Linked DNA regions of Mus musculus: region 1 is linked to region 2. Evidence: chromatin loops called from intact Hi-C (ENCODE). Cell type or tissue: left cerebral cortex. All regions are shown on one strand. Links, peaks and the distances in the headings refer to the core of each region. The heading gives the core; the rest is flanking DNA. Region 1 overlaps Smad5 (SMAD family member 5). Region 2 overlaps Il9 (interleukin 9).

Region 1 (6,750 bases), core at 514-5,513, 250 kb before region 2:
TCAAGCTAACAAAAAGAAGCCAAATGGAGAAGGACAGATAGGTACTGGATAAGCCACCTAGATCAGATGCCCAGACAGGAAAGTGCAGACAGGACATGGGTAACTACTGATGAGGACTGGGGGAAGGACTGGGGGAAGGACAGGAAATTCATGATGGGCACAAAGTCTACATAGGAGGATGACAAGTTCTGGAAGCAGAGAGCGCCAATGGCTGCACAACGCTGAATGTATTCCTATTACTGAACTCAACATTTTGACAACAGTCCTCAAATAAATGAAGCAAACATCAAAAGAACTGAAAGTAGAAACAGATATAATTCTATCCTAATTGTTGGAGACTCCAATCTTTCACTCTCAATTTGGACAGAACAGTTAAAAAGAAAATAAGCAAGGATACAGAAAAATTGAGCACTATAATCCAACCGACAGCCTAACATAACCAAAGAGCCACAATCTCCACTCCACTACAGCCGCAGACCTGGGGCAGCCTCTGAGCAGGTTGTGTTGTGTGTGTTTACACACAGCAGTGCAAACGTGGGCAGAGCACAGCAGCTCCTCAGTGGAGAGCGGGCAGACAAAGGTGGCACACAAGGGAACACTACTCACCTAAGTAACTGAACCTGACAAATATAACATACACTGGGCTCAAGGCTGTCGTGCTAAGAGAAAGAAGCCGCACCACACGGAAGAGTCATCAGAAGCCAAGAATTGTGGACAAGGGTGCACTGTGGGACACACTACAGCTTCCAGGGTGAGATTATTTTCTCTGTTGTGGGGGATGTTGAAGGGTGGGAGGGCAGGTATAGGGGGGGGGGGGGGAGGACGAGTGGGACTGGGGTGCATGATGTAAATCTCACAAAGAACAAATAGCCAAAAAGAACAAATAGGTTAAAAAAAAAAAAAAAACCAAGCAAACAAAAAACCTCTACATTTTGATCCCAAACGTCACATAGTTGCCAAATCCACTAACCTAACTCACATCGACTTTATAGTCAAGGTTCTTTCACAAGTGAGCAAGAGTTGGAAAAACCCAGTGGGAGATTATTTACCTAGAGTATGAGGCCCTGGGTTGAATTCCTAGCACTGCAAAAAAGTAAAGAAAAGTGGCCAAGATGTTAAAAGAAGAAAACATAATCCCAACAAGAGACAACAGGGCACTGCTCTCACCTCTGCTGGATATGCTGGGCATGGTCTGAGGAATCATGTTACTGCTTGTATCCATAGGCTGGGAATTATCTGGGGCCATCTGATCATCAGGTGGCATATAGGCAGGGGGAGGGGTGTCAGCTAAGAGAAAGAGAACGAGACACATTAATTCCTCGAAGAGTAAGGTCTTCATTCTTTTTAAGTTACAAGGTTATCAGCAGGATTCATTACTGAGCACATACAGATGTACGACACACACTGTTCAAGAGCAGACATAGCCTCTCCTGCAGACCTATTACAAGCATGGATTAACTCAGACCCTTGGTAATCCAGGATACCAGGATTAACAATAAATTGGAACCCAAGGTCAAGTTTCTTTCCTTTAATCTATGTTCAAAGACACTGCAGCTATTGCACAGCAATCTGAGGCTACAAATCACCCAGTACACACAGCACAGGTGATTTTACAGTACCATCAGCATCACATACTGCTGTGTCACTCCAAGTTTGCTTTAACAGTAGCAACAGCTATTTCATTCTGTTGCAATGCCCTAGGAACCATCATGCCCTAGTAAATGGGCATTAAAATCTATTAATTTTATTTATTAAATTAATAAAAATCTTTGGGCTTCTAACACTCAGAGTTGTGAATTTTTGCAAATGTTACAGGTAGACTTACTTTTCTCAATAACTATAAAACTGAAGAGAAGTTCCCCAAGGTTTATATAGGGTATCTTGAGACAGAGTTATATATGGCACTGAAATCTAAGATGATGCATTCACATTTGTTTTTGAGATAACTCTTAACAGCAAATTAAAAACGTAGACTTAATTCCCCAATTTCCAGATTTTTAAACATAAAAGAACTTGAAAAATAAATTCTTCAAGAATATGTCATCAACAGCAAGATCTTATATAATAGTTCACTCAGAAGACCAGCACTTAAAACAAGTGCCTAGTTTTAGAGATCATTTTTTCTATCAGTAAAGTCTTACCTGGGAGTTGAAATGGACTTCCAGGTCCAGAGCTTGCTGGGGAGTTGGGATATGTGCTGCTAGCAGGGGAAGGAGGATAGGGGCTGTTAGGAGATAAGGGGAAAGGAGCGTTGTTGGGTTGGTGGAAAGAATCGGGAAACGTGGCGTTTTGTGGCATGTGCGGTTCATTGTGGCTCAGGTTCCTGAACTGAACCAGAAGGCTGTGTTGTGGATTGAATTCATTGTGACGAGGCACTAATACTGGAGGTAAGACTGAAAGAAAAACAAAAAACAATCAGAAAACGAAGTCACAGCCAGTCAGGAACCTTTAAGGGGTGGTGATTAAAGGCAGAATCTGGATTTGTATTTATGTTATAACCAAACCCCAACACCTTTAGCATTCAGCCTGTGTGAAGGACTCTGGAAGCAGGAAGTTCATAAAGGACGGCACTCTCTATCTGAAGCACATAAGGCATCGAAAAACAGCCATAATAAGCACTTAATGCAACTAACGAGAATTCAAGAACTGTGCATGTGCAGCCGGCAGAGTACCAAATACTGAAAATAACAACACCTGACAGGGCCAAGAGGACGTCACCTGAGGATGCCAGGAGTGAAGAGAGGCAGACAGGAGAGGAAGAGACAGTCACTGATCTACACAGATATAAGATTACAGAGGGAGTTGAGGTCAGTACGTGGAACCCTGAGAAATCTACATTCCCAACGCTGACCACTCTCAAAGTTAGTAAGAGGGCTCATGTTTAGCACTTAGAGAACTGAACTGGTAACATCTCCTCAATGAAGCAACAGGCCTGGTCTTTCCTTCAAAATCAGCCCTCGAAGTAGAACTTCATCTGTGGTTCTTTTCCACTGTTTATTTGAATGACTCTCGCAGTTTTCAGTTCTAAGTAGCTGGGTGTGTGAACACTTCCTCTCTGCCCACTCCCCATATGCTCTACTTGGATCTCTCTGGAGAAATGATCCTTCATTTCAAACTAGCTTGGGGAACATAATGTTTAAGCACTAACACAGACACTGACTAACCGAATCTCCCTGACAACTCTGTAAGGTCATTAGTAGCCGTACTATCCAGCTGAAGAGGACATTAAATCACAGAAAGATTCTCTAACTTGCCTGAGGTTACAGGTAATAAATATATAGTAAAATCATAACCCCAGGACTCATAACCTCAGCCAACAGATAATTCTTTCTAGTCAAACAGATACTGGCACACCTCGCCGGCCTTACTTTCATGCTCATCATACCTTTTATTATCTTTTTCTCTCTGTGACACTTCCTCATGCCACTCTGTGCACTCTTGTATAAGTTAAGGCTTAGCTACTTTGTCTACAACAGTAAACATAGACTTTATTGCTGTGGGATGTTGGTGCTTTCTCCATCTCTAACTCTACACAAGAGAGTACCAGAGTTAGGAAAGCACACGTGTCCACCAGTGCTCAGTGCAGCCAGAGTCACAAACGACCTCCTTTATTAGCACAGGACCAGGAGAGGCACCTACCGTCCCTAGCTGGTCAAGGAGCCCTAACTAGGCTAGCCCTCCCGAGTGAAGCTACCCCTTCCCCAGGAGAGGTGTAGACTTGCAGCCAAGCATGAAGGTTTTATTTATCCATCAGGTGAACTAGCAAGGCATTTCCAAACCACTGCTGTGCTTCATATGGAATGATAAGGTGGACTAAAAGGAAGACCATTCTACTGCCCACTGTCTTCAAACGCTGACAGTGAGAAGGAACAGATACAATTCTTAGATGGATTGCTAGCAAATGCTTAGCTTGAGAATTTTTCAGAAAATATTCCTCCATTAAATCCGCCTTGTTCTTCCTCAATTCCCTCATATTATAGCTCTCCTTGGGCTTCATAAGAAACTGAGATCCACCTCACATATAGAGCAGCAGCTCTAAAGTTCATGGTTAATGTTAACCAATAACTCAGGTCACTGCTAGTCTTTTAGCCTCCACATTCAACTATTCAAGGCTTACAATTCCTCCAGTATGGAAGACTGAGTCTGTGTAGTCATGTAATTGGATAAACCTCCCCCCTTCAGCATATGGCCTATGACATGCTCCTAACCAACAGAATTATGGGCAAAGTAATGGGGAAGCGTTTAAGAATTCATTGCCCTCCTGCAGGAAAACTCTCGTTACCATCATCACAAGCATGCATGCTATCAGAGATAGTCTGTAGAAGGAAAATCTACTACTGTGAGAGAGAATGGCAGTGCAAGAGCAGACATACAGGTGACCTACTGAGGAAAAAGGCAAATGAAGGCGGTCTTCAGCCAATCACCAGCAAGCATCCAATGCCCTGTACAGGAACTAAATCTTGTCACATCTGGACTCCCGAGGTAAACCCAGCCCTGACCAACACCTTGACTAGAAACTCATAAAAGATGCTGCTAAAGTGACTAATGCCTGACCCCCAGAAAATATAAGGTAATACATGTGTTTTGGGTTTAAACTACCACATGTGTGGCTATTTATTATGTAGCAACTAAAATAACTAAGAACCCAACTTGTATCTCAGCTGCTGTGGTGAATCTATCTTGCAAAGTTCACAAGCTGGAAACGTGGCAATGTTGAGAGGTGGGCTCTCACCAGAAGTAATGAGATGATGTCATTGTGGAGGTGGACTCTTTGTTACACGAACAGGTTGCTTGGGCTAGGGTGTAGCTCCACAGTAGAGTACTTGCTTAAAATGCACAAGACTGGATTTGATGCTGGCACCAAAGGAAAACTAAAAGTAGGTTTCTTTGTGCACCTCGCTCCCCTCCCTCCTCTCCGGCTCACTGACACCCATGCCACTCTTCTGTTCTACAGGAGAGTTTATTACAAGACCCTCACCTTCTGGCCTCTTAATCCTGGACTTTCTGCCCGCCACGATTTCTATTGTTAATCTTTAACAAAGGCTAAAGTAACCTTTTAGTTAGTAAACCTAATTACATGCAAATTGGGGAGGTACACGTTGGTTTTGCGTTTAATTCTTTTCAGTTGAGTGAATTTATCCAGTCTGTGTGATAGTCTGCTAAGAAGCAATAAAAGGACTAAGATATCAGCTTATGTAATTAATTCACTGTAAAACAAAACAAAACAAAAACAAACACAAAAACAAAAAACTGACCACTGTACCTAGAAAAGAGTATTATTCTAGGCACTGAAGAATGAGAAATGAGTAAGGAAAGGCCTCCCTCTCAACTCCTAAGATTTGTTCTCTGATCTCCATATGTCCCATGACAGAAGCGCGTGTGCACATGCACGCGCACACATACACACACATACACATACACACAGGCGCAGAAAGTAAAAATAATTTAGTGAAAGACATGTAAGAGAAGAAAATTGTAAAGCCAGAAAAATTGACAGTGTTTGACAACAAAGTTCCCAAACAAACAGGAGAGAAGGAGAGAAGGACCTCGTGTGAATATGGAACATGTGTTTAGCATGACAGAAACATGTAGGCCGCAGAAAGGAAATGGGTGTTACTAGAGAAAGTGCTTATCAATAGCAGGCATGGGGTGTTCACAAAAACTAAATTGAAAAGTTAGAATTCCTTCTAAAATGGAATCTTTAAAAAGGTTGATACAGCCTTTTCGCTAATAAGCCTAGTTGTATGCAATTGGTAAGAGACAAGTTGATGCTTTTAATTCTTAGGACAGTGAAACTTACCTGGACTCTCCACTCTCTTATAGTGGTATGGATTGATACAAACTTCCTTTTGCTTAGATCCAAAAGGAAATTCACAAATATCCAATGGTTTTAGCTCGTGATGGCTCTGCAAATCTGGCCAGCGCCAAACACGGCAATATATAACATGGGGCAAGCCTTTCCTGTGAGAAACTTGCAGACGTCCATCCAAGGACCTGGGGATCGTGACACACTTGCTTGGCTGTCCTGGGCTGCTCAAGGCTTTCTCCAGCTCCTCCATAGCACCCTTCTTCTTCTTCAGCTTTTTCACTAAAGCATCCACTGCCTTTTCTGCCCATTTCTCTTCCTCGTCACCTTGTTTCCAGCCCAACAATCGCTTCACGGCTGGACTAGTGAAAGAAAACAAGCTGGCCATTGACGTCATTTGATACAAATCTTCAGACACTTTCCTGTAATCAAAGTCAGTAGATACCAAAAGCGTGGCTCGCAGGTGAAAAGTCACATGCAGGTCTTAAGCAGAAAGTCCAAGTGGAGGCGGGGAGTGACATTTAACTTGACAGGTGCCATAGGCTTCTTCTTAGTGCAAGTCCTGAAAGAGGGCAAAGGGAGCCTGATTCAGTCTAAGAAGACTAGTTAGCACGAGTGAAAACCATTTTATCAGAGTAAAAGTAGAGAAGCATTCAAAGTAAAACAAAAACAATAAAACCAAATGTCTCTAAAACACCTGTAGCTACACACTCCCTTCTTCGGAACCAAATAGTTCACTGGCAAAGCAGAGGTTCAAAGAGTCATCTAAGATGAGCCGACTCAGAATAAGACTTGTCATATATACCAAACGTCAAACACAGCCTAACACTTATCACTACCAGGAAGGGTCAACTATCTATTTTTAAAAGTAAAAATACTGAGGAGATCTAGAACATAAATGTTATTCAATTCCTCAAAATGTCAGTTTGTACTTTCAATGTCTA
Region 2 (6,750 bases), core at 1,345-6,344:
GAAGACAGATGCTATTTATTCTATTTATTGAATTTACAAAACCTCCCCTCCTTAACTGTTACAGTGAAGAAATAAACTAAGCTATTCTAGACCAAGGCCCTTTTGTGTCCTTTTGCTTCACAGTTGCTTTTGGAACTATGGGGAGGGAGAAGTAAAAGGTATCTGGAATAAAGATCCACGGGGAGGGAGAGAGACAAGCTGTCTCCAGACCCTTTCCCCGTGCCTACTCCTTCCTGTTGCTCAGAGCAAATGAAGCTCCCGGTGTTGCATAGGTAGGATGGAGCAAAGACTTGGTAATAAACAGAGTTATAAGCCAGAGCACAGAACCAGAGGCTTGAGCCTTGACTGGTCTATAGGCCAGCAGTTAAAGGGGGGCACAGCCTGAAAGGTGACAGCAGACAAGAGCAGCAGAGGCTAAGAACAGCATGAGGGAGACACAGGGCACTACCAAGTTCTGAGGCCTCAAAGTAGAAAGGACCATTGTTTGGTGAGTCCAAAGGCTGCGAGAGTCCTTGGGAATCTGAGCATGGGAGCTGGAGAGATGGCTCAGTGGTTACAGCACTTGCTGTTCTTCCAGAGGACTCAAGTTCAGTTCCCAACACCTTTGGCAGGAGGCTCCCAACCATCTGTAACTCCAGCTCCAGGGGATCTGATGCCTCTGCCCACCAAGGGCACCTGCAGTCATGTGCACATGCCCACATGCAAACAAACACACCTACATATAATTTTTTTAAAGTATTTTTTTTTAACCTAAGAGTGCAAAGGCCTGGCACCACGTCTGGAGCTGGGTCCCAGAACAGGGTCTCTTCAGGTGAGAGCTTGAAGTAGGGAAGTGTGAGAGCAACGTGGCCTATTTACCTGGAACCTGCTCAGAGAGTGCCCACCATGGGCCAGCCAACAAAATCCGTGAATCATACTGAATGACTGGCAGAATGCGGATGCAACCATTCCCCTCAGCCTAACACCCTACATATCCCACCGCAGTACCCACTCCTGGTCTCTGTCCCACGATGCTCACGGCCTGCTAAGCATGCCTGCTTGCCTCTCCCAATCATACCCAGGCTCTCCAGGGACCAACTCCGTTCACTCTTGGACTAGCACTGAACTGCCCTGCAGGAGGCGCCATGTGAATGTGGCCTGAACAGATGACTGGTCTCCAGGGTGCAAGGGCACAACTGGAACTGGGTCAAGAATATGCATGCCTGGTGGATAGATTGGACCCAGAACATTCTGTGGGTGTCTCTGCAACACCTCCAGGCAGGTTTATACTACCTGCCTATCCCGGATAGAAGACTTCAGGCCATCTGTTTGGCCCCTTCAGCCCTGACTGATACACTGGCAGACACAAGGTCAAGGATAGGATCTTTGGCAGAGAAAATGGTCCTCTCCCCTTCTACCTGCTGATACAGAGGTGTGAGGGGGAACAGAACCTGGGTTCTGTCTTCATGCATGAAGGTTCCAGAACTATTATTCAATGCCTCTACACAGGGCATTGAATAAGGAGGGTGTCTGAGTCTGTGTTGTGCCTAACTCTGGTCTGTGGTTCCTGCCCCCCACCCCCACCCCCAAAAATGAGGCAAATCCTTCCAAACTTATCACTCAATGTGTGATAGACAGGAGATGCTGAGGGAGTGCCACTCATTTACAATAATCATCAGATCAAACACTTCACATTCTGCACTGTTTCTGTTTGTACCAGGAGGCAGAACTCGGGACTGGCAGGAAGTAGACACTGGCATTTCTTCTTTATAAGCATGAGAGTCGAAGCTTTCCAGGTTGGAGACGTTCCCAAGAGCCTTCAGCTGGTGGAAACTGAAAAGCAGAGAGCCACTTCCAGCTGGTTCTGCTTGCCAACCCCTCTCTCTGCCCACCCCGTTCTGTCGCTCTCCTATCTGTGTGAGATTTCTACACTACTTCCTCTGACAGCCTGAGGGTCAGATGGGTTCACCGCAGCCCCAGGGCAGACTCACTTATCCAGCAAGCAAAGGTCAGAAAGGGTTCAGATTTCACCCACTTTAGTCCTTTCAAAAGTTAATGCACAATTCATGTGCCAATCCTTACATAACACCCATAACAGGACCTGGGGCAAAATTCTGTAATTAAACGCATCAATATTCAAAGCCCAAGAACGTTCACACGGATAGGTTAAGGTTGACAGCCGAAAGAGTCACAACAACCTTGAGTTGGCTGAGCTGTTTGGGTTTCAGGGTGTCGCTAAGGGATTGAGGAGCTGAGTGTACAAGACAGCTTTACTCCAGCCTGGGGCTCACATATGCTCCCTCTGGCTCTGGGTCATCTCCAGGAGGAACAGAGGTTTCTGCAGCACCCTGACTGGCTGGCTTCATGGCAACCCGGGTGGTTTCCCCTGCATCTGGGTCTTCTGAGTCAGACTACTCATTGTGGTTTGTGCTGACTGTACTCATTCAGGATCGCAGGGAGGGGCAGGCGGATGCTGGTGGTTGGGATGGTCTCAGAAGACAACACCAGCTACTGCAAGGGGGAGAGGCCGAGCAATAGAAACCCAGGCTTGCTGCCACATCAAAACCACCTGCCAGCTTGGTGCTTTCCCTTGGCTTGTCTGTAAAGTTGAGTAAAAAAAAGATTCACTCCTGCAGACAAAGTCCGAGGATGGCACACCTGGAGTGAGGAGGACTCACCTGGAGTGAAGAGGACTCACCTGGAGTGAGGAGAGCTCATCTGGAGTAAGGAAGGAGCACACCTGGAGTGAGGAGGGCACACCTGGGGTGAGAAGGGCACACCTGGAGTGAGGAGGGCTCACCTGGTGTAAGGAGGGGGCACACCTGGGATGAGGAGGGCACACCTGGGGTTCCTGAGGCTGTATCCTTTGAGGCTGTATCCCAGCCTCAGAATCCAAAGTCACCTCCAAACGGAAAAGGGAGCCATCTTGAGTTGAACATTTCACTTGGAATTCCTAAAATTTCCCCACAAGTGGCAAAATCACACCCCAGACCCACTCCTGGGTATTGGATAGAATGGGGCTTAGTGGGGTGGGGGTGGGAGAAGTGAGGCCAGCTGGGGGGAGGAGGAGGACAGTTAAATTTAGGTAGAAAATAAAAACAAGTTGCATCCACGCACCCAAGGACGCGGTTCGATGACTCCACAACCATAGTAAGCATGCAGGTGCAGGAAAGATGGCGTGCTATGAGACCGTGAACACCGTTCTTAGGACTTGGGTTACCTAACCCAGAGGGGCCCCCTCCATGCTCAGGGAAACCAAGCCCAGTGAGCCCTCTCTATGCTCGGCCAGTGGCCAGAAGTCACGCTTCTCTGGGTATACAGCTCCCTGAATGTCACAACTGAATCACATGCTTCTGGAATCTTCTTTGACAACAGTTTAGCACAAAGGATTCTGGGAGTTAGAACCCAGACCAATAACCTGTCCTGTGTCCTGAGCATTCGAAGACCGACTCAGTATTTACATCTACCCCACTCCAAAGCATGCTTATGAAGACACCAAGGGGCAGCTGGGGCTCTCGGGGTTTCACACAGACCAGGCCCAGGGTACACAGATACATCATCCACCCTTTGTCAACCTCCGAGCAGAAAGCTGAGCAGCCCCGAATCGCGGAGGAAGACTGGCTTTTGTTTTTGTTTTTGTTTGTTTGTTTTTTTATAGATGAGGAAAAGAGAAGCCCACGTGGGCAGAACATGTGGAGATTATGCAGATAGGCATTGAGGCTGGAACCCAAGGAAAGGACAGCACCCTGGGGCAAGGCGAACAGTGAGACAGGGAGGGAAGTGCCCAGGACCCATGCTCTACAGGTCACCAGCTAGCAGACAGCCTTGGGATTTAGTTGATGTCTGCTGCCATCAAGTGGTGATTCTATGGCATATCAGCCAAACAGGCTTTTGAGAGACAGTGTCCCACAAGACCAAAATCTAACTTCTTATGACTCTAAGATACTGCCTTCCTCTCCACTCCTGTTTTCTCATGTGCACATGGGATCTCGCAAGGACTGTACAGCAAGCGATGTCTCAGACGAGCAGAAGGGCTTCCAGCTGCCTTCTATGCATTCACTACAGAGGAGTAAACTCTCTGCCTATCTAGGAGCACACAGTGGGAGATCCTGACTGGCCTCTGAACACACCACTCTTCCAACCCAACTGTGCAGCCAAGGCAGGCACCAGGGCACGCCTACACGACATATCCTGGAATGGGATAGAGGAAGTACTCTGGGTCCATCTCGGCATCCTGTAACACACCAGGAGCATCTCCTTGCCAGCACCCTCAGTACCTGCCCGTGGTGCTGTGGTGGGAATGAAGCCAGCCTCTTCCTGTTAGAGTCTAGTAAACTAGAATGAAAACTCTGCTGGGGCTCCTCCGCTCTTACCCCTGGAGACAGTGCCTGCAACACAGCAGGTGCTCAACACACGTGTGATGACTAAGTCACCAGGGGCTCCATAGCCTTGGGTTCAGAGCTGCCCAGGGGAGGGGGCTTTGAACTCCAAGAGCTGTGGAGGATGGATGTGGAGAGAGCACTGTGAGGAAACACCTGTGATCTACACAGGGGAGAGTGGCTATGTCAGCCTCTGGGGTGGGGTGGGGTGGGGGAGGCAGCTGTGATTTGGTGCTCGGTCTAGATCACATAGAGGTGGTGGATCCCCCTACTACCTCTTCCTTGGGGCAAACCAAGGAAAATCTTTTTTTAAAAAGATTTATTTCTTTTATGTATGGGAGTACACTGTCGCTATCTTCAGACACAGCAGAAGAGGGCGTCAGATTTCATTACAGATGGTTGTGAGCCACGATGTGGTTGCTGGGAATCGAACTCAGGACCTCTGGAAGAGCAGATGGTGCTCTTAACCACTGAGTCATCTCTCCAGCCCCCAAGGAAGATCTTAAAGGCTTGTTTACATGGCTGTGAGGACAGTTCCTCACTGGGGTATAAGATCACCCTGGACCACATTTCTGCGTGGCTGGTGGTGGCTGCCCAGGTGACAGTGTTGGGCAGGACTCTGAAGCCACATCCAGCCGTGTGTGCTGAGAGGGGTTTGGGGGGTGCGGTAGGTGTGGCTGCTGCAAGCACACATGTGGACGCATGCCACACAATAGCAGTGCTACCTCCTAGGTGGTTCCCAAAGGAGGTAAGACAGATGCACGACGTCACACTGGAAAGCAGACTGTGCCTTTTATTATGATTTCCACATAAAAGTCATGTCCACAGAACACCCACCCCTGCAAGCTCTGGCTGTCACCTGCCACGCAACGACACCATCACATGACACTGCTCAGGCTTGGGAGAGAATCTTTGGATATTCCTATCCTATATGTTCTTTTCTAGACACCGAGCCCTCCCTCTCAATCTCGAGGACCGGGAAGAAAATGACACACACTGGTTTCTCTCTGGGATGGCAACATCTCCACAGACCTAAACTGGATAGAGAGGAAGGTGACCAAGATCTCTCAGAAGCCAGGGAGAGAGCTCTGCATGTCACACAGAAACAACCCAAGGGGCTTACGGTGCTTTTATTTGGGAGCGCAAGTCTATGCTGGGTTTTCATCATCCGTGGGCACAGAATGTCTTGCCTGTTTTTCTCAGGTGCTAATCCAGAGCTGAAAGAGATGGTGGCTGCCTGGTCCATGGTCTGCTGCTTCCTTCCATCATTAGACTGGGGAGAGAAACAGTCTGCAATCATGGAGGGAGGGAGTCCAAGCTCAGGATGATGGCTGTGGCCCACCTGGCACTGGGCAGAGATGGCTGGGTCTTCCTACTCTCCAGTAATTTGTTCTTGCTGGTTCTACAGGTGTTGTCAGCATCTGCCTCGGGATGAGGTCTGTTCAGATTACAGTAGCCCTGAGAGGAGAGGGGCCACATAACGAGTTCTCTTTTTTCAGCCAGCAGGATCTAGGCTTGGACAACCCACCCGGAGATGGCTCTCATGCCACAGAGATGCGGTAGTGATCACCACGTGCTGCAGTCAGTCAGGAAGGCTGTGTGGGATTGCTTGTAAATGTTCAAACAAGGGGTCACGGGAAGAGCGCATCTCCTTTCTTTGGTTATGAAGCTCCTTGTAAACAGAAAGCAAGCTCCCAGGTTTAGAGGATACACATCAGGGCAGAGTATAGCACAGCTCCGTTCTAGGAAGGGATCTGCTACCAGGATCCTGAAAGGGCATGGACTGATAACACAGGACTCATGAGGAAACCTAAGGATGGTTTATGAGTGACTGGGACCCTCTTCCTCAAGCCATCCCCATGACAACGAACTACCCCATACAGGGCTGACCACTGAGCTTCACGGCTCTGCTATGAGTAGCATGGAAGGACACAGAACTAGGGATGGACAGGAAGGAAGGTGCCATCTCCCCGAGACTCTAGGGAGTCCTCTATCCCAGGTATGTATTTGGAAACAATTTTTATTGACCCTATGCCTGGGACTTTGGAGACCGTCCCCATCCCACCATTTCTTAGGGTCTCCAATGAGTGTTCCAAGGTCATCTGAGATACACCATCTCCTCCATTTTGGGGACTAGGTGAGGAGGGCGGCGTTGCTGTTCACATCTTCAAAGAGTTCACATTTGTGCTGCAGACGGTGGCCTGTTCCAAACCTTTGTAAGTTAAAGCTCAGGCTTGCTGGCAGGCCTGGTGTCCGTGGCTCCTGGTTAGAACAGGATGTTAAACACCTTGTTCAAGGCTGTGCTGCTAGCTGGGCGGTGGTGGCGCACGCCTTTAATCCCAGCACTTGGGAGGCAGAGGCAGGCAGATTTCTGAGTTCGAATCCAGCCTGG

The links. A loop is a pair of places that touch in the nucleus more often than their neighbours do. Peaks named below come from ENCODE experiments on the same cell type or tissue, not always from the same donor. Only the 100,000 strongest peaks of a DNase experiment are listed, where the experiment ranks them.
Region 1: it touches region 2 in a loop (2.7-fold over the local background); 6 of 42 quality-filtered maps call a loop at or near these places.

The regions. Positions count from the first base shown.
Region 1 is chr13:56,723,047-56,729,796 of GRCm38, reverse strand. Smad5 (SMAD family member 5) reads right to left here. Exons shown (of 7, transcript NM_008541.3): 2 at 5,801-6,368; 3 at 2,142-2,393; 4 at 1,168-1,287. The coding sequence starts at 6,203. Among named protein-coding and RNA genes, the nearest start is that of Smad5, 23 kb to the right of the region's middle. In left cerebral cortex, for the core only: no CTCF peak of the experiment used is centred there; a DNase peak (open chromatin) is centred at 3,048.
Region 2 is chr13:56,472,615-56,479,364 of GRCm38, reverse strand. Il9 (interleukin 9) reads left to right here. Exons shown (of 5, transcript NM_008373.2): 5 at 1-88. The coding sequence ends at 2. Among named protein-coding and RNA genes, the nearest start is that of Il9, 6.3 kb to the left of the region's middle. In left cerebral cortex, for the core only: CTCF peaks have their summits at 3,840 (motif pointing left) and 4,692 (motif pointing right); DNase peaks (open chromatin) are centred at 1,792 and 3,822.